2 separate regions of the Homo sapiens genome follow, and region 1 is linked to region 2. Evidence: read pairs that join two places in POLR2A ChIA-PET (ENCODE). Cell type or tissue: PC-9. All regions are shown on one strand. Each heading gives the region's core, and the rest is flanking DNA. Links, peaks and the distances in the headings are about the cores only.

Region 1 (10,575 bases), core at 3,112-8,111, 120 kb before region 2:
CCCATTACAGCCGCTCAGACCTTTGTCCCTCTAGCTCAGAAGGTCTATAGCATGTGCCTAGAGTTTGCAAATCCTACACACCAATAGAATAATGCACTCCAACATTCAAGAGTAACATGCTAGGATTGAAGGTGGTTAGGTGGGGAGAATATCCATTCTCCTGATTTCCTGACTAATGCAGGATAGTCATGCTGGTAAATATACAGAGAGGACTGGTATGGTGTTTTGAATAGTTGCTACTTACGTTAAGTAGGCAAATATTTTGAATATCATCTTTGTGATGAGAGGGTTGTTGGGACACAGAAGGTAAGTGATTGTTTCTTTAATTTGTAAAAGCTATCTTTTTGTAAGCAGAAAGACCAGTAGGAAATGGGTAACCAATAAGAATACTGAACATACTTAATCATGAAAAATGGTGAAGCTATTGCCAATTTCAGCTCTGTGGACACATTCTAGGAGGTTTTAACTGCAAGAAATGCTCAGTTATATTCAAATCAGGAGGAAATGCTGATTGAGAAACATTGAAGATCAACAAATTCCCCTTACTATTTAGGTAATAGTATTCTTTATTTTTGTTCCAATTATGCATGATATTTAAATAAGGAATATTCTGGAAGCTCTGCTTAACTGTTTCAGAGAGCTTCTATTTTTATTAACTGTGGTCTTTCTTAAAAATAATTATCTCTATGAGATCATATGTGCAAAGTGCCTATACTAGTGCCAGCTCGCTGAGGCAGCTCATGTAGCTCAGGTTTCTTTTCCTTACTGGCACTCTAGCTGTATAGAGTTTTGTTCCATGATCCAGTCATCACCTGGATGTAATTACCTCAACTGTAGTCACTTCAAAAGGAATAATAGTTTCTAGGGTGTTATTATTTTTTTCATAAACAAAACTGATGCAATTAATATGGATGTTATAAGCCATGTTAAATTCATATATTATTTTCTTTCTTTCTTTCTTTCTTTTTTTTTTTTTTTTTTTTTTTTGAGATGGAGTCTCACTCTGTTGCCAGGCTGGAGTGCAGTGGTGCAATCTCGGCTCACTGCAACCTCTGCCTCCCAGGTTCAAGCAATTCTCCTGCCTCAGCCTCCCGAGTAGCTGGGACTACAGGCACACGCCACCATGCCCAGCTAATTTTTGTATTTTTAGTAGAGATGGGGCTTCACCATGTTGGCCAGGATGGCCTTGATCTCTTGACCTCATGATCTGCCTGCCTCGGCCTCCCAAAGTGCTGGGATTACAGGCATGAGCTACGGTACCCGGCTTAAATTCATATTTTCTTCATGCAAACATAAGTTTACTGGGCTTTTTTATCTGATAACTATAGTGGTCTAATTCTTCAAATACACTTTTTTTAAAGCTGCTTTTTACCAATTGGATGAAATTACAATAAGATGGCCAGAAAAACGATTTATGATCAGAGCCCAAGAGAGTAATCAATTTACACTTTGAAGCATGAAGTCTGACTGCCCTTTTCTCTAATGTAACACACCATGTACTACAATTTATTGGCCATAAAACTACTCATCCATAGTCATTCACTTTGTCCCATGATTTCTCTATGCAATCTTCAAAGAAAGGATTCATGTGAAATTGGTTAACTATTTACTTCATATAGAAAAAGCTCCACCTACATTTTTTAGTTCTGCTTAGGAAGAAGACTGCCATATATTGGTACTGGAATTCTGCAGTTAACATTCATAATATATTTTATTCAATTGACTATTAATGTTTAGGCCTCAAGAATTATTAATTTGTCTTCCCACATACTTTCTTTCTTCCCCAGGTTATAAAGTTAGACAACGATTTTCTTTTTCAGCTTTTCAAATTTACTACCACAACTACCCTTCCTTCCCAAAACAGTTTCATTCAGAAAATGATTTAATTTACATTACTCTAAAGATAACAGATATCTAAGTAATGTCAAACTCATTCCCCACTCTTCAATTTATGTTCAAAGGTCCAACTGATGCTCATATTACAAAGATTGATAGAGTAAATTGTCAAATGTTCAGTAAACTTTTCAAGGACATTCAAGAAAGATGCTTGGATCTTTTGTAAACATGTATTCTGGCAAAAATTTCCAAAATTTCTATAATTTGAATATGAATAGACGTATATTTCATTTTCAATATCATAGTATGTCAATCCTTTTTCTTCTTTAAAAACTGGTGTGTATTAAAAATGGAAAGTTTACATTTTTATTTTCAAAATGTTTTGAATCTTGGGAACTCTTTCCCTCTTTTAAAGACATTATAATAACACTTTTCACTTATCTTAAAGTCATTTTTGCACTTGCTTTTAAATTTATTTCCATTTGGAGATGGAACATATCACCTATCGTCTCTGAATCTGCATTCATTGACAGAGAAACAGTAATTTCTAGAGCAAAAAGTTTTAGTTACAATTTGAGGAGAAAGGATATTTTGTTAAAGTTGAGTGATTCCTTTAATAGCATAACTTCTCTATAGCAAGGACTAGGAGAATATAATAATTTTTAACATAATTATGCTTTTCTTTGAGTATGTTCAATCTAGCACAAAAGCCTTGCTAAATAATCAGCTATCACGTCTCATTCATAAGGGTCTTTCTTCGATTATAAGAAAAACAAATTTAGTAGTAATTCTCTGCACTCCAGGCAACTGTTCCTTATACAAGGAACTGCCCATTAAAATCACTTTAAAATAGGCTTTAGAGGGTTATCAAGAAGAACACTTTTGAAGTTTCTCAGATATTTCATATGTGAAACTGAACCAAGGCAGATTTAGTCAAATGAGAGTATTAGAGCACTTACAATTTGAAACAGGCTGTTTTATACTGTTTCTGATGCTCTGCTAACTAATTTTAAAAGTGAAGAAATTTCCTGTGACTTGAATTCTTCTATAATTTTTCAGAGCAAGTTGTATTAATAAATCATCCAGTTCCTTATTACAAAAAATGCAGTCCATGAACCACACTGGCATCATCTGGGAACTTGTTAGAAATGCAGCATCTCAGACCTACTGAATCAGAATATGCATTTTTAGTGAGATACCCAGATGATACACAAGCATATAAAAATTTAAGAAGCATTGATATAGTTAACATTGATACTTGGAAGGGCTAAATATTCTTTATTACAGAGTTTTCCAATGTATGTGCTAGGAAAGGCTGTTGTGCTGCAAATGGTTTGCAGGTAAGGACTCACCTAAGGACTCTCTCAACCCTTGGAGCAGATGGGTGGAATTGACTTGGCCAGAACCCCCCAGAGCATCTCCTGCCACCTGCAAGTGGCCTTGTCCCTTAACCCCAGTGTGCCATACAGACACCATGTCCTAAATGTGCCACTACATGGAAAAGATAGCAAAGCGCTGCTGTGATAAATTATGTTTAATCAAGGAATAATTTGATGGGACGAACCAGAGGGGAAAAGTAAATAGAAGTAGGAAGTCAAAGTTCTTGGGCACAGACAAATCAACAGTGAGGAAGTCAGGGTGAGACTGGAAACTGGTTCCTATTCTCCAACTCCTTGCAAAGTTAAATAAGTAAGATCTGCACAACAACTAAACAATGTTGGAAAAATAGTTCTTGGCTGGCAGAGTTAAGCTCCTGCTTTAAAAATGATTCGTCAATTAAAAATAATATTAATAAATATTAACTAGTTAATTAATTAAAAAGATAAACCAGCATAGCCAGCAACATGCATAGAATTGTTCCACAGTTAAACCTTTAGCAATGGCAACAGAAGGATTGCTTGACGGTGTTTCATGAATATTGCACAATCCCTGTTCTCCATAGTGAGAAAACTTCCAGTTTTCCCTCAGTATGGGCAGGTCCCTTTCACAGAAAAACAGAAGCATAAAGTGCTCCTCTCTTCCCTTACTAAAAGTACTGATGGATACATTGACACCAATCCCATAGTTCTCAGAGAACAGCAAAAGAAGAGAAGAGAAGCAGAGCAAATAGCACTTATGAAACAGATGTCAGCCTAAATAACCGAAAGAGTCAGAATCTAGTTTAAAGAGAGTTTATTCAAGCACAAAGTTTGAGGATGGCTGCCTGCAAAACACAGATTCTGATGAATGGAAGTCAGTGCTCTGAAGTGTAGAAGTTTGGGGTTATTTTAGATAAAGCTTGGGGATGGTGAACAGAATTTCAACATCTTTCTGTATAAGGCTTGATGTATAGTTACAATGATCTGATTAGTCGAGGTGGTCTTTTTCTTTCGAGAAGGCATATTTAAAATTCAACATTACAGATGTAACAGTCATGGGGTCTTTTTTGTCATCTGGTCTGAGTTAGGTACAGGACAATAAAGGAGGCAATTAATCTATAAAAAAGATCAGTGACTGGAAGGCGAATAGGTCTGGCCTCTGGTTGTTTACAGAACAAGAACAATGAGGAAGAGAGCTAATTTATAATCTAAGAAGCAGAAGTTGCAAATATGCTCTGTGACTCAGTCTCCAGGGCTTAAATTCTTCCTTGGCATAATAAATTTAGAGGGTCCTGCAATTTTATTTTCTTTTACACAGAAAAGCCTCGAAGTAATAAATAAGTCATTGGTGGAGGACATTTAGCAAAGCACATTGGAGAAAAGCAGTACTGTTTATAAGGATTCTGTGCTTACCAAAGACTGAACTTTGGAAAAACTTATCTAACAAGACTGGGTGGTCACTTTAGTTTGTATTGTAGCTCATAATAAAGAAGTCAATAGTTCAGTACAGGTGGGTGTATGAGAAAAACAGTAGAAAATTCAGAAGAGGATCAGCAAGCCCAAATATCAAGAGAATAATAGAATATAGACCAAATTAGAGTAGACATTTCTCTTAGCCATGTTTGTCAAAGTGTTTGACCAGTGCTTTGAAGGAATGGCTTAGAAGTTGATATAAGAACCCAGCTATGGCCGGGTGCGGTGGCTCATGCCTGTGGTCCTGGCAATTTGGGAGGCTGAGGCGGGCGGATCATTTGGAATCAGGGGTTCGAGACCAGCCTGGCCTCTAGCAGAGACCACCCTGTCTCTGCTAGAAATACAGGGGGATTGGCCAGGTGTGGTGATGTGCGCCTTTGGTCCTAGCTGCTTGGGAGGCTGAGGCAGGAGAATAGTTTGAGCCCGGGAGGTGGAGGTTGCAGTAAGCCGAGATCACACCACTGCACTCCAACCTAGGTGACAGAGCTAGACTTTGTCTCAAAAAAAGGGGGGGAAAACCCAGCTATAGCAATTGTCATTGCTGTATGTGGCATTATGCTTTAATTTTTCAGCTAATATTTTATTTCATTCATTAATATGGTTCTTTCTCACTTTTTTATTTTAAAGAGAAAAAAACTAAAGAATCCCAGTTTTAGCTTCTCTCTTATAGCATAGCAATGACTTTAAGTTGGTTTCTCTCTATAGTTTTTTTTCCAAACCTATTTTCCACATAATTATTAAAGAAACTCTTTGAGAACAAATTATTTTGTGTCACCTTCCTGCTTCTATTGTTCCAATGACACTCGTAGCTTCCTGGATTGTTTAAATTCCTTCATTTGGCACTTACATTTCTGTTTTATTTTCTTTTTTTTTTTCTTTTTTGAGACAGAGTCTTGCTCTGTCGCCCAGGCTGGAGTGCAGTGCCGTGATCTCTGCTCACTGCAAGCTCCGCCTCCTGGGTTCATGCCATTCTCCTGCCTCAGCCTCCCAAGTAGCTGGGACTACAGGCGCCTGCCACCACGCCTGGCTAATATTTTTGTATTTTTAGTAGAGACAGGGTTTCACCATGTTAGCCAGGATGGTCTCGATCTCCTGACCTCGTGATCCGCCCGCCTCGGCCTCCCAAAGTCCTGGGATTACAGGCGTGAGCCACTGTGCCCAGCCTGGCACTTACATTTCTTTAGGATTTCTTAAATCTCAGCTTCCTTTGTGGCCCCATACCCATCTGCATCCAATTCCATCAAACTGCTGTCGTCCCCCAAACACACAATGCTTTAGTGTGCCTTGTGCCGTTGCACCTGCTGTCACCCTACGAACATGCTCTTCTCCTTTGTTCACTTGCAAAATCTTTCTTATCCTTGAAGCTTCAGCTCCAGCGTCACCTCCTGTAGAAAGTCCTTCTCTCTTCTCTCCATCTTGTGACGTGTTCTCTAACCCTGAGCATGTCTTGATCATGGAATTTTTTAGAGGGTATTGCCATCAGGACCCGTTTCATGGGTGTGTGACCTATGCAGTATCATTGAGCCTTGTACTCTGAAGGGCCCCACACTTTATTTAATGCTCTGTTGCCATCAGCTTGAAATTCTCAATAATTTTAGCTTTGATTTGTGTTTTGTAGCTGAAGTCCAATGGAACAATGAGGTATGCACATGAACAGAAGAGATACATGCAATATGTGTGCAATGGACTGAATGAGCAGAAGAGATACATGTAATGTGCATGTAAAATGTATATATGAAATCCTAGCCCTCAGTGTGATGATATTAGGAGATGTGAGGAAATTAGTCATGAGAGTGAATGCTTCATGAATAGGATTAGTGCCTTATTAAAGGGATCCCAGAGAGAGCTCTCTTGCCCTCTTTCCACCATGTGGGAATCCAGGAAGATAGCCATTTGCCACCCAGGAGCAGGCCCGCATCAGAGCCTGACCACACTGGCACGCTGATCTTGGACTTACAGCCTCCAGAAGTGTGAGAAATAGATTTCTGTTGTTTTTAAGCCACACTGTCTATGGCATTTTATTATAGCAGCTGAACTAAGCCAATGCATGTCAGCCATTCCTTACTGCCCCATTCGCATAAATAATTTGCAATGCCAAAGATCACAGAATTCCAGTGCACCCACAATGCAGGAGAGTTCAGCAAGACTCAAAATTATAGTACAAGGTAAGCATGTTACATGTACTACTGAGGAAGCAGTGGCACTTGCAATTCCAAGAGGCCATGCCTCACCTTCCAAATAGAACTTTCTCTGAATGCATAAAGAAAGCAATGATGTTGTAAGAAACATGAATGAGCAAGAAACTCTCGTTTTTTCCACCTCTTATTACTTCCCTATATTAGCCAACCGTTCCTGCAGAAAATCATATAGAAGAAAGGGAAAGATAGGGCAACCCATAGCTCCTTTGCTTGCAGTTCATTACTCATTAGCAAACTAAAAGTAGAGTGTTGGTAGAATGCATGAATGTCAAGATGTAAACAGAAAAACAGTCGAGTTAGCCTTGTGGAGCATTTCTACTGTTCTGCCAAAAACAAAATACTAAGATTATGTAATTTCGATGATTCTGCGTGAGTTTAATGTTGTCATATTTGAATTTAAAACCAGCGTTGTAGAATATAAAGATGGATGACAAAATTCATTCTAGTAATTTAAATTTTAATTTTTTATTTACTTAGAATATTAAACACCACATTAAAAAATACCATGCCAAGTCAAGATAACCTACAGAAAACAAAGAATTTTCAAATTTTAGTACTGCTTATGTCACCTTTTATCTGCTTTTTCAACAAGAGGTTTCAAATTTTTATTTTGCAGTAAATCCTACAAATGATATCACCGGCTATGATATTATAGTAAACTCTGTTTTTGTTTTCTATGCACCACATTAACTTAGGAGTTGCTTAAAGGTGAGGATTGTGGCAAGATTTTTTTTTCTCTTATTATTCCTGGTGTTTACATATAGCAAGCTCTCAAAAAATGGATTTCAAATGGCAATTGCAGTTAAGTTTAATGTTTCGAGAAAGGCAAGACCAAGGAAGCAGCTCTTTTTCCAGATGCATCTCAAGTATATTTTGTCCTGAGTGTGTCAAATATGGAATCTACAGAGTAAAACCAATTCCCCGGTCAATTGGCCCTGGATTTGAACACTGGCTAGGTCTATGTTAGGCACTGTGGGAGATTCACATTATATCTTGGAATCATTCATGAAGCCCATCTGCTTACTCACAGAAACGTGGGATAGCAAGTGCAGAGGATCAGAGCTGGCAATGGACATGCACATGCAGGCATAAAATGGGCTGGGAGATTTGCCTCAGATACTAAACCGGATGTTTATCTAGGTAGATAAAAACATGATTCCCCCATTGGCAACTCCAGTGGCTCAAGGTGAGGAAAAAGAGTTCCAACATATGGACTAGGACCAGCCACAAGTGTAGTCAGTGGCCTGGGTCCCCAGATTATTATCAAACAGGAATTACGTGGAGAGTTTATGTGAAACAACCTGGGAATTCGTCACTAGGGAAGCTGTGAATCAGCAGCAGAACTCCAGGCCTCAGGGAAGGGCCACCGAAGGGGAAGACAGGACCCCAGTCATGGAGGGAAGTGGGGTCAGGGAATCTTCCCAGAACAAGACCTCGAAAGGACCAGAGCAGAAGCCTGACTCATAACCAATGCCAAGGGTGGGATGGGGAGCAAAGAAGCAGAGACAGTGATGGGCTCAGGCAAGGCACTCAGTTGGATGACACAGAACCTGAAATGGATAGGGAGAATAAAGGAGAAGGCCACCTAGAGGCCAAAGAAAGTATTTCAGGGGAACGAGGAAGAAGAACATAGAGAAAATATGCAGAACTTAGATAAAAAACATATAGCTTGGTTAGAGAAAAAAGACAAATATATATGAAACAAAATAGAGTTAAAATTCAACATAACATATTAGACCCAAATAATGGAGTTCTTATTTAAGTACTATGAGAAGTCAAAGTGAGTTGGAGAAGGGAGAGAAGGCTTCCTGGAGGAGGTGGCGTGGCATAAGACCTGGATGTTCAAGGAAAAAATATTCAATCCACTCAGGAGGGATATACTGAGCCTGCAGAGAGCTGCAAATGGGGTGGTCTCTATAAGGGGTTTGTGCTTAGGAGTGTGAGGTGTAGGAATAGTATGGTAGGCTGAATCATGCCTCTTCCAAAGATGTCCATGTCCTAATCTCATCCCCCAGAACCTGTGAATATTGCCTAATATGGCAAAAGGAACTTTGCAGATGAGATCAAGGGATTGAGATGGGTAGATTGTCCTGGATTAGCCAGGTAGGCCCAATACAGTCACAGTTGTCCTTACAAGAGGGACACAAGAGGAGTCAGAGCCAGAGGAGAAGACTGACTCCTGAAGATGAAACCAGAGGCTGGAGCAATGTGTTTTGGAGAAGGAGGAAGTAACTACAAGCCAAGGAATACAGTCAGCCACTAAAAGCTGAAAAAAGCAAGGAGACAGATTCTCCCCTCAGAACCTCCAGAAGGAACGACCCCACCAACCTCTTGATATTTGCTCAATCAAACTGATTTTTTGCTTTTGCCTCCAAAATGGTAAGAGAATAAATTTGTGTTGTTTGAGCCACTAAGTGTGTTGTAAATTGTTTCAGCAAAAATAGGAAACTAAAACCAGCAATAGGAAACATGGACTAAGCTATAGAGCTCTTTGTGGTCACTACAGCCATGCTCATGAAAAACAAATGTAGCCAAGCATATGAGGGAACTTGCTGTGAGATGCTTTCTTCTGTGTTCATGATGGAACACAGCAGCCCACCTCGAGATAAGCCCTGGAGAGTGGAGGCTCCACTGAATTCAACCTACAGCACCATGTTGAGAATCCTCAGCTGCCAACAGGTTTTTTCTCACAGTCTGGAGGCTGGAAGTCTGAGACGAAGGTGCCAGCAGGGTTAGTTTCTAATGAGGGCTCTCTGACTTGTGTTTGGTGATTTTCTCACTGTGTGCTCACATGGCCTTTTCTCTGAGCATGTGAGGAGAGAGAGATCTCTGTTGTCTCTTCCTCTTTTTATATGGACACCGGTTCTATCAGATTAGGGTCCAACCTCTATGACCTCATTTAACCTTATTACCTCGTTAAAGGCTCTATCTCCTAATACAGTCATATTGGGCATTAGGGCTTTAACATGTGAATTTTGTGGGGGACACAGTTTAGTCCATAACAGGTGACAGTGATCAAGATGGCATCATCCTGTACTTTTAGGATCCACGACCTCATATATTTCATTGTTATGAAGAGCATATCAGAAAGCAAAATGAAAAATACTTGCAAAACATCTTTTAATTTTCATGCATTCTCAAGACTTTCCTAATGTCAGAATATGTCAAGGAATTTATCCATCTGCCCTAAAAAAGAAAAGGATACCAGGTGGGATACTGTGGCCTTTTCCCCCACTCACCTACGTGAAATACTAATTATAGAAAGTACAATGGAGAAAATATTTTGTGTAAAACCTTGCAGCTGGGACCCTGCTGTCTGGACGTAATTATACAAACTGGAATTGATTTCAGGCAGGACAAGAAGGCTACCATCCCAGCTACATGAAGTGCCTAGGGAGCTCCTCTAATTACCACTAACTAGAGATTTAGTCTTATATCTCTTTCAAATAACGTCAGCAGCAGCAGAGGCAACCTGCACCTTCCAACATCACACTCCTCCGTTAGTTTGCTCTGACTCACCCTCCTCTCATCCTACCCGTGATGAACTTTCCATTGAGTGATTTATTTTTCCATATACTGAGTAGCACTTAAGCAACTGCCTTCTTTTCACCTTCTTTCTTTCCTACCAAATAATTATCGTGTCTCCTCTATGCAAGGACATTCATATATGCTATTTATTCAGGCCTCATTATAACCCTGCTAAGTAAATA
Region 2 (10,575 bases), core at 3,303-8,302:
TAGCTTGTCACATGCTTATCTTATCATCATACTGGCCTTATGATATTCATACTGGCCTGATCTTCGTAATGATCTGATGATATTCATATCACTCTACACATGTTTTCATTTGCTTTTTAGACTCCTGTTCTACAGAAATAGACATATATTATTTTCTGAAAATTTAATTACTTGACCATTTGAAAATTGCATCCTGTTTTAAAAAATATCCTGGCAGCTGAGCTGTATACTTGGTGTATAATGTGTGCAGCATTAGGGGTTCCCCAATATTAGTTCCAGAATATCTACCTATAAAATGATAGCAATATTGGGATCGATGATGTCTACAACATACTACTATTTCCTTGTGGTGCAAGAAAGGACGCGGGCTATAGAGAAAGTCACAAGTATCAAGTGTTCCTGGGGTTTAGGGACATAAGACTAAAGAGGACAAGTATTATTGAGGTACTTCAGGGCAAGCATGTATGCCTTTGTCCCAGTCTTTTTAGGGAACATTTAGGTTCTTCAGTAACCTAGGCTAGCAATATTAGCATCAAAAATCTTATTTTAAGCTGGCTGGAAGGTAATTTTGAAGAGTCATTTTGCAAATTTATCCTAATATCTTATGTGATCCTTTCTTTTAACCAAATGTAAGTGTGAAGAGACAGAGATTGTCACCAGGAATAGAGCACTAATGTACAGCAATAGACGGTAGAAAATGGTGGTCCTTTCAATGAGCCACTACAAAGCCATCTTGTTTTAAATTACCTAAAAGTGATTCTCCATGTCTGGGAATTTTAGAATTACGTGAGAGGCTTACAGCTTTTTAGGCCACAGACCTCCTTCCCTCTTCTTCTTGCCCTTTTTCCTTTGTATGTTTCTAAGTGTCTATTGTCCCCCTTCCTCTCCCACTGTTCTAACTACTGCCTATAAATAATTCTCTTCCAGGACCATTTCTACCCGTTATGTCAAGAACCACTGAGCTACAGTGTTAATGCTTGGCCAGTTACATTGCCCAGTGGCTTGACATTACATTCATTGCCAGCAATAATTATGAACATTTTTAGCCTAAAATATTTAAATAGTTATGAATTCCTGCCTATTCTACATATAGTTTCAATGATTAGAATTAGAGATCCTGTTTTCCCCCAGCAATATTATAAAACTAAATATCTTCCACATGATATCTTACTCTAACCTTGAGTTTTTAATCAATTAGTTAATTATATTTACTTGGGATTTTAGCCCTAATGGGTCCACATCACTTAAAAAAAAAAAAGTCTGTCCTCTGCTGAATATTCAGAGTTTAAAAATGGAGGTTTAATCTCTCTTGGCTGTTGAGTTTGAGCCTTCTGTTGGTTTCAATAATCTTTTAATTATTGCAGTATTGTGTGCTGAATTATTCTCACAGTGTTATTGTGGCAGGCCTGGATTCTTAGCCCAGAAAATTAGAATTGTTTTCTTCTCCAGCCCTTCTGACAATCATATTTTTATACCTGTTCACAGGTTTCCAAAGATTAAATGTGATCAACACTGATCTCCATATTTTCAATTAAAATCTTTGTGAAATACCACTTGATTTCCAGTTGAAGTAGTAGTAAACCATATTTTCTCAATGTATGTGTAACTTCTCCATATCCTACTATATATAGGTCAATGAACTGAAAATTTGGGTACCATTCAACTTGGGAAGACAACCAATATAAAACAAAGAAAAAGTTAACTAAGAACATTCTAGCTATTGCTGATAATCTGAAAAAAATTCTGGAATGCTCTGGGGGCAGGATTCAGTCTAGCAGCACGTATATAGTTTAGAGAAACTCTACAGGATGTAGATTTTGAAAATAAATAGAAACAAATAAATTTAACATTTATTAATTTATTGGACAACTACTGTGCTAAGTGATTTACATAAGATTTCATTTATTCCTTGTAAGAGTTGCATATTTTACAACTAGGTAAGGAGGTATTGACAGTTTTATAAATGAGGAGACTGAGGGCCAAGAGAGTTCAAATAACTTACCCTAGGTCACTACAAATAGCAAGATTCTATTTGATTCTAAAATTCTTTTCAGCAGACTAGTCTTACAAAATCCTCTGTTCAGTAGTTTGTATCTAAGTAGTTTAAATAACTGAGAGGGGAATTTGTTTCTAAACTTAAACACTGGAAATCAATATTGTGCTCTTTTGTTATATGCAGTATCTTAGGACTGCTGAAATTCTAATGGGTGAGGTTTCCCACTTGTCTGAAAGAGAGTATTGTACACTGATTGGGATTAGGAGATAATAGTTTAGTTGGCAGTTTCTTTGGACATTTGATATGGGCAGTAGAGAAGGAATAAATTAGCCATTTTGGAATATGGTGAAAATTAATAGTAAAATTAAATAGCACATAACTGAAAACACCCTTATCCTATAGGAAATAGGACACCCTTACCCTATAGGAAACTTTTGCTTAGATTGAAATATAAGCAGCAGTGCTCATATATTTACAGCAGTTTCAAATTCAAATGAATCCTACTTTAAAATGTGTTCTATCTATTCCACTGAATTGTTATCTGATGGGAAGGTGGAATGTAATGCAGTGGAATGTATCATTATCTGAAACAGGCATGGAGCAGTTTAGAAATTTGCTCAAGGTCACACAATTTAGCAGAGCTGAGATTCAAACTCAAGTGGCCTGGCTCCAAAGCCATTCTTCTAACCATGACACAACTTTTTTTCTTTTCTTTTCTTTTTTGAAACAGGCTCTTGGGGTCTTGCTCTGTCACTTGGGCTGGAGTGCAGTGGTGCAATCACGGGCCACTGCAGCCTTTATGTCCAGGCTCAAGTGGTCTTCCCATCTCAGCCTCCTGAGGGCCTGGGACCACAGGTGTGTGCTACCATACTTGGCTAATTTGATTCTTTTGTAGAGATGGGGTCTCACTATGCTGCCCAGGCTGGTCTCTAACTCCTGGGCTCAATCAATCCTCCCACCTGAGCCTCCCAAAGTGCTGGGATTATAGGCATGAGCCACTGTGCCCAGCGACCATCTCTTTAATATTTGCAAAGATTGATACAACACTGCCTCTTTAATATTTGCAAAATTAAACTTGCTGTCAGTATACATTTGTGAATTTGTTCTTCTTAGGTGGTTTCCAGAATAACATTTTATTTCACTCCCCATTTTCATGTTGGTTATTTGACAATCAGCTTGGATAAGAGAACCTTGTTACAGTTCTCATGACGTTGGCTTTTTAATTAAGAATATTCTTCAGTGAAAGGTGGGCTGGCTGCCAGGCCCATCTCTCAGTCCTCATGTTTGGCTCTGTCTTAAGATATCCTCATATGTTCCTCCCTACTTTGTGTTAGAGACATTTTGAGTCTCTCATTTCTGTGGAGATTGAGGCTTGCAGTTGGTTTTGCAGCGTAAGTGCACATAAAAGTTCTCATGTTTTTCTTGCTCTCTGTTCAGTTTACACCTAAGGAATGAATGCACTATGGAAGTAGAAAGGCTTTCTGGATGATTGTTCAGCAGACCTCAGAATTTCTCTTTTTTTTTTTTTTTTTGAGATGGAGGCTTGCTCTGTCACCCAGCTGGAGTGCAGTGGTGCAATCTTGGCTCATTGCAACCTCTGCCTCCTGAGTTCAAGTGATTCTCTTGTCTCAGCCTTCTGAGTAGCTGGGACTACAGGCACGTGCCACCATGCCCAGCTAACTTTCTGTATTTTTAGTAGAGACGGAGTTTCACTGTGTTAGCCAGGATGGTCACGATCTCCTGACCTGGTGATCCACCCACCTCAGCCTCCCGAAGTGCTGGGATTGCAGGTGTGAGCCACCGTGCCTGGCCAGAATTTCTCATTCTTATACCATAATCATATCATCAATAACCATATATGCTTTAGATGAGCTCATAATCTGTCAGGGTTGTTACAGGTATATGCTCTTGCTACCAAGATTCCTCTTCATTTGACTGGAACATGGACCTAAAGCAACCATGCATTTGAATCCAAAGAAAATGCCACAATGTAAAATAATGTTGCAGGTTCTTTCCTTTGAGGAAGATAAGCAAGATTAATGTGAAATGTGTAACTTCTCAAATTAGTGCTCAGGCTGGGCATGGTGGCTCACACCTGTAATCCCAGCACTTCGGGGAGGCTGAGGTGGGTGGATCACCTGAGGTCAGGAGTTTGAGACCAGCCTGACCAATATGGTGAAACCCCATCTCTACTAAAAATACAAAAATTAGCTGGGTGTGGTGGTGCACACCTGTAGTCCCAGCTACTTGGGAGGCTGAGACCGGAGAATTGCTTGAACCCAGGTGGCGGAGGTTACAGTGAGCCAAGGTCATGCTACTGCACTCCAGCTAGGTGACAGAGCAATACTCTGTCCAAAAAAACAAAAAAAACACAGTGGTCAGCACAGAATTACTCTGTCATTCTGAGGCCAAGCAAAGAAACTTTCGAGGCTGTTGGCATTCATAAAATAATAAAAATCACTGCTGTCTATTGATGTACCATGTGCCAGGCACCAAATCATGCACTTTATATACATACCCTCATTTAATCCTCACTGCTAGCTTATGAAGTAGGTATCTTTTTTTATATACATTAAATGAATTTAAAAACCTCACATTTGGAAGGATTAAGCAGCCTGCCTGTAGTTGTGCAACCAGAATTAGGCCTCAGGTCTATGGGACTCCAGAGCTCATGCTCTTAACCTCTGTGTTTCCCAATTGAACATCTGTCCTTAAGCACATTATTTAATGCCCTTCACTAAAGTATAGCATATAATATTAGAACTGCAGAACTACAGGATTCTCAAGGCCAACAGTTTTTACAAATAAAGAAAAGGTGCGCAAGAAAGATTAAGAGCTCCAAGTCACATGGCTAGTCAAGTACAGTCTTCCTCATGGCTCCTGTAGTGCCTGTTAACAGAAATTGTTTGATTCACAGGCTTATGTAAATCCTCACCTGTGAAACCTTCTCTAGGGGAGGGACAAGAAGCAGAAAGTAGGCTGCATTTTCTGGACCTGACTTCCCTGTTTTGCTTTATCTTAGGCAGCCAGAGATTAGACATATTTGGAATTATTTCATGCATCAAGAGAAGCAACTGGAATCCCTAGAGACATGAATACAACTTCAGGAAAGAAATCTGCTTTTCTATTCTTTGATGACTGACCTAGGCTGTGTGGCTAGCTCTTCTCCTTACTTACAAAATTATTATCCCATAAAAAAGCACTGGAAAACTAGAGTTTGGAAAGCAATGAAAATGAAGCAGTTGCCTCGTAGAACTGGAAGCTCAACTTCATGCCTTAAATGTGGATTTTTTTTTCTAAGTTCTTGGGGTGGTCCGGTATCAGAGCTCATAATCAGACCCTCAGAGAATATGGCCAGTATCCTTCTAGCTTGGATTTAGATCACAGATCAGCTGTGACTATTGTCACAGTTGCTAGGCAACGTTTGTATGTTTATTTCGAGGCCTACCCACATGTTGCATCAGAGGCCAAAGCTCATGTGCTCTGCACTCCTCAGAACAAGTAGAGCTCTTTATTTTTAACTAAACTGTTTCCTTGTAATGTATTTTATGAATGTACAGCCTACTCTGCCAAGCTGTAGTTATCTTCAGTTTCTCCCTAGTAGTCCCAATTCTCTAAATTTTTGCATTCAACTTCATCTAACCTGTTGCATTCTGGACTGAATATCTCTGGTACTTTCCTACCCCTAAGTCTTGTGCAAGCTGTTTTGCTCACCTAGAATGCCTGCCTGATCCAGCCTCTATCTACACATTTTGTAAAATCAAGATATTTTGTTTTAATATTTGATATGAGGGCAGTCAACTTGTTACAGCAAAAAGTTCATGGACATTATTGTCATATCTGTGTTCAAATTCAGGCTCTGCCCCTTCTTAACTGTGTAATCTTAGATAAGTTATTTAACTTCTCTAAGCATCACTTTTCTCATTGATAAAATGCAGATAATGTTTACCTATCAAGATTTATGAAGATATATTGAAATGAGATACATAGAGCACCTGTCACAGCTCCTGGTATTTGGAAGATTCTATAAGTCCCCACCTCCCTGTAGATGACACTACAATAAGCATCCAATAAATAGTCCCTGCCTTGTCTATGAAGCCTTTCCTAACCATCTTCCAAACCAGCACCTCAGAAATAGTCTCCCTCTTCTGACCGCCTGTAGCATTGTATTGTACCTAAGATCTTATCACAGTCAAACTTGTCAAATACTATGTTCTGAGATACAAGTTGGCACTGTAACTAGATCTGCTAGCACAACACCATATTCTGCCCAAAAGAGATGGCTGAACTTCATTCATAGATGATCCATTGTTTATCTTTCATCAGAATCACACTTTCAGTTATCATAAACACTATACCTTGTTAGATGACTCTATTGCAGGTCTCTTTAAAAGCACCATTATTATACTTAATAATTAAAGGGATTGTAAGAATGTATGTCATGGTGTGACAGCTTGGCAAACAACAGACATCTGAATATTCATTTCCTGAAGTGAATAATCCATCATTACAGAAAGAAAAATGGAAGCCTGTATTCAATAGACCTATAAAAGGTGTTTAAAGAATGTCCATGTCTTTCTTAGAAAAGCCCCTTGTGAGCAGCCTTGTTTTGTTGCGGTTGTCTTACAGGAAGCAGCTCAGGGTTTTGCGTATATGTGTTTTATTTTTAAGTTGTACAACTCCTGGTTGATGACAGTCATAACGTAAATGACCTAAAGTTTAAATTGCGTTATTCTAATCAGTTTTCTGACCTCTGCTGTCAACAGAATTTCTGACGATCAAATAATAAAACTCAGACAATATTGGTTTTGTGCCATAAAATAATACTCTTGTGTTTATTCATGTACAAATTCATGCATTTATCTCAGATACTTGTTAAGCAACTACTATGTTAAGGCTCCGGGGATGGGGATGGGGATGGGTGGCAACTCAAACAGGCCTGGCCCCTGCCTTCATGGAGTTCACATTTGGCTGTTTTATAAATGTTGTGAGGAAAGGATTTTTTTTCACCCATGATTGCCTTTATTTCAATATTTGAGATGTGTTATTAAATAAGAATCTGATCATGGCTCAGGTCAAATTATTTGTTTTTCTCTTGTACATCTAGCAGAGCTGTTTGTAAAAGTTAAAAATTAGTTATTGATTTGTCAGATTTTTTAATTTAGAAAATGTTTTGTATTTGTTTTGCGGTTTGCCTAAATTGCTCTAACATTTGGTATCTAATTTGACTCTCACAGTAACCCTGTAGGGTGCATGGTATTGCCATGATAAGAAACTAGATGCTCAGCAGGCTTAATTGACCTCCCATGGAGTCCCGGCCACTTAGCAGCCATCCAAATGGAAACTTAAGTCTTCTGATTTATTAAGTGTGTTCTTGATTCCAGCTTAAAAAAAACTTAAAGTATTAAAACTGTATCTTATTCTGTGTTTAAATGAGACTAACTGACAGCTAGAAAATGGAAACAAAAATGTGAATCAACTGTGATTTTTGAGCCCCTCTCTGCTACTGTATAGGCACTGTGGGGAGTAGAAATGACCTCTGCCTCTTGATAAATTTATAGCTTCATCGATAAGACATAATGTACACTTAGAAAGGAACTCAGTAACCCTCCAACACAGAATGCATGGTTCAGTGTTAAAGTGAGAAATATCAACACAAGAGTTGAGAAGATAATAAGAGCTAAAGCAGATGCAAATAGTGTATCTTGAGCTAAATCTTCAAGGGCAGGGAAGATGGGACTTGGGCAGGGAAGAGGCTTCTAGGCAGGGGGAATGGCAAGTTGCAAGGCTCAGAAGTGGAAGGGAGTGTGATGGTGATAGTGATAACAATAACTGCCATTTGCCCAGCACTTATCACTTGCCAAGCAGTTATTGGTTCACATGCATTAACTTATCCTTAAAACGGCTATCAAAACAATTCAACCAGAGAAGAATTGTTACTATTTCAATTTTACATATGAGGAAACTGAGGCAGAGAGGTTAAGCAACTTGCTCAAGGTTGCATGTGCATTAAATGGCAGCTGGATTCCACCATGGTCTTGAGACCAGAATCCACTCTAACCCTTTTAACCTGTGTGTTATGCTGCCTGATGTGGTGCTCGTGAGATGGTAAGGACACCTTCATGGTTAGAGGGGAGACTCAATATGGGGTCATGATGAGAGAGGTCAAATAATGGAGAATCTAAAAATCAGGCAGAAGGCATTAAACTTTGTCTAGGACTTATTGATATTTCATCAGTGCGGAAACATGGTAGACATTTATTTTAGAAAGATTAGTCAGCCCTAGACAGAAAGGATTGAGAGACAAATAAGGGTAAGGATGGCAACTATTAGATGGAAACTATTAAAAGGGGGTTTCTATCCAGGTATGGGTGATAGGTGATTAGACCTGGAGTAGGGTAGCAGTAGAAATGAGAAGGATGTAATGGTGATAAGGACTGGAACTGGCACTGAATCAACAGGTGAGTCAAGGCCAGGTGATTTCCTGAGAGCAGCTTCATGGTATTACCCCCATTTTACAGATGAGGAAATACGGAGGCTCCAAGAGGTTAATTTGGGCTAATAAGCATTGGAGCAGGGATTTCAGCCTATATCTATCTTTCTTGGCTTCCTCTCTTTAAGGTAAAATAATGCAGTCTGGTCATATAGTAGAGTTGCTGATAAGGTTTGAAGAATTGCTCCCAAAATAAGAGATGCTTAAAGTCATGGGGAGAAATCAACATTCAGAGGGAGCAATAATATCAGAGAAAAGGCAGAGACTGACTATTAAAGAACACTGGAGGGAGGGAGGAGGGTAAGGATTGAAAAACTACCTATCAGGTACTGTGCTTATCACCTGGGCGATGAAATAATCTGTCCACCAAACCCCCATGACACGCAGTTTACCTGTTTAACAAACTTACACATGTGCCCCTGAACCTAAAAGTTAAAAAAAAAAAGAATACAGAGAAGAATGGAGCAAGTGGAAGAGGCTTCCGGAAGAAAACAAGTTAGAGGTATAGGGAGGGAACCCAGGGCTCCTAAAGCCACAGCAGCCAACAAGGAGAGAACAGTCAGTGAATGACTCAAAGTGAAACTGCCAATGGATTGTCAAGTGGAGAAGGAGGGAACATGCACGCAGCCCAGTGTTCTTAGTAACCCTCAACAAACAAAGACAGATTCAGGTGTGTGAAGGGCAAGTAGTGTTGCAGGTGGGAGGATATGGGAGTGCTGCCAGTGATGGGGTGGAGAAGGGAAGGAAGGTCTGTCATGAGGAGAAAGAATTCTGACGCATCCGATGCCCCACTCTGTGCCAAGTTCCGAGCCAAGCCAGCTGCGGTCAAGGGGAGAGATCACGGGGAGGCTGAATGGCTGGAGGGGAGGCAGAGAGGATTCCTGTAATCCAGTGGGAGGTGCCTGGCAAGAGGCCAGGAGGACGTGAAGGGATTCTAATGTGTGGTAGACAAAGAAGTAAGGAGCTGAGGGAATGATTGTTCCATCAGCTACATGTAGTGGCGCAATGGATGAGCCCGCATCCTAGGAGCCCCCTTCCTCTGCCCCTGCTTCTATAGAAGCCCTTACCTTCCCATCCTGGCTCACTTGCCAGGACCTGCTGGGGAGCTCAGAACCCTCCCTACTCCCATCCAGTCTCACAAGACAGTTAAGTGAGCCTCCCACCTCAGCCTTCCAAGTAGCTGGGACTACAGGCGCGTGCCACCACACTCAGCTAATTTTTAAATTTTTTGTAGAGACAAGGTCTCACTACATTGCCCAGGCTGGTCTCCAACTTCTGGACTCAAGCTGTCCTCCCATCTCGGCCTCCCGAGGTGCTGGGATTTCAGGTGTGAGCCATTGCACCCATCTGTACATTGCTTTTTAAATAATAATTGTTGAATAGGCGGGTGAGTGGAGAGTAATTTCTATTAAGGAACTTTTCTCTGCTTCTTGTTACTCTGACTTGTGCCTTAATTCAAGTTTATAAATGATTACTAATATTTGGGATATTAAGATAGGTACATGGGTCATTTGGGAGGGGTAGTATTTTGATAGCAGCACTTTATACTCTGATTTACAGTATTAATTCTTTAGAGGTATTTTGGTGTATATGAGCACTGATGGTTGTGCTTTAAAATTGGCAGCCCGTTGATGTTAGCAGGACCAGCCAAGTGGCAGGCACTGCAGTAGAGGGACCTGGGTTAGAAGTCAGATGGCCAAGCTCCCAGGCCTGGCGTACACAGCTCGGAGGGTCCTCGTGCAGAGAGTGCTCCTTTCCAGCCTGAGCGATCCCTCCTTATCCTCCAATCACCGCATGACAGGTCACATTATCAGAACTGCCTGTCTCAACTATCCCCTGAACTGCTATGGTTCCCTCATCTACATTCTCATGGAACCCTGTGAGTTTCCTTTGTAGCAAATAATTGTTGGGAGTGATTATTTCTACTAATGCCATCTTTGACTAGGCTATAGCTTTCATACGGGCAGGGACATGCCTACTGGTTTTACCTCTGTGTCCCCAGCACCTGACACAGTACCTGGCACAGAGCATATTCTGGATAAACACCTGGGGGAGCCAATGAACTCTGGTAAAATCTTGGACATGA

The links. Peaks named below come from ENCODE experiments on the same cell type or tissue, not always from the same donor. Only the 100,000 strongest peaks of a DNase experiment are listed, where the experiment ranks them.
Region 1: POLR2A ChIA-PET joins it to region 2 with 10 read pairs; 2 of 35 experiments call an interaction of 5 or more read pairs at or near these places.

What each region holds. Positions count from the first base shown.
Region 1 is chr5:96,587,234-96,597,808 of GRCh38, forward strand. All of the region lies in intron 4 of LOC101929710 (a long non-coding RNA gene), which reads left to right. It also overlaps a transcript of CAST not described here. Among named protein-coding and RNA genes, the nearest start is that of CAST, 70 kb to the right of the region's middle. In PC-9, for the core only: no CTCF peak of the experiment used is centred there; no DNase peak of the experiment used is centred there.
Region 2 is chr5:96,709,623-96,720,197 of GRCh38, forward strand. The region is part of intron 3 of CAST (calpastatin); the gene reads left to right. It overlaps LOC107986363 (a long non-coding RNA gene), which reads left to right. Exons shown (of 2, transcript XR_001742454.2): 1 at 1-2,851; 2 at 5,019-6,817. Among named protein-coding and RNA genes, the nearest start is that of CAST, 53 kb to the left of the region's middle. In PC-9, for the core only: no CTCF peak of the experiment used is centred there; a DNase peak (open chromatin) is centred at 5,449; H3K27ac peaks cover 1,920 bases.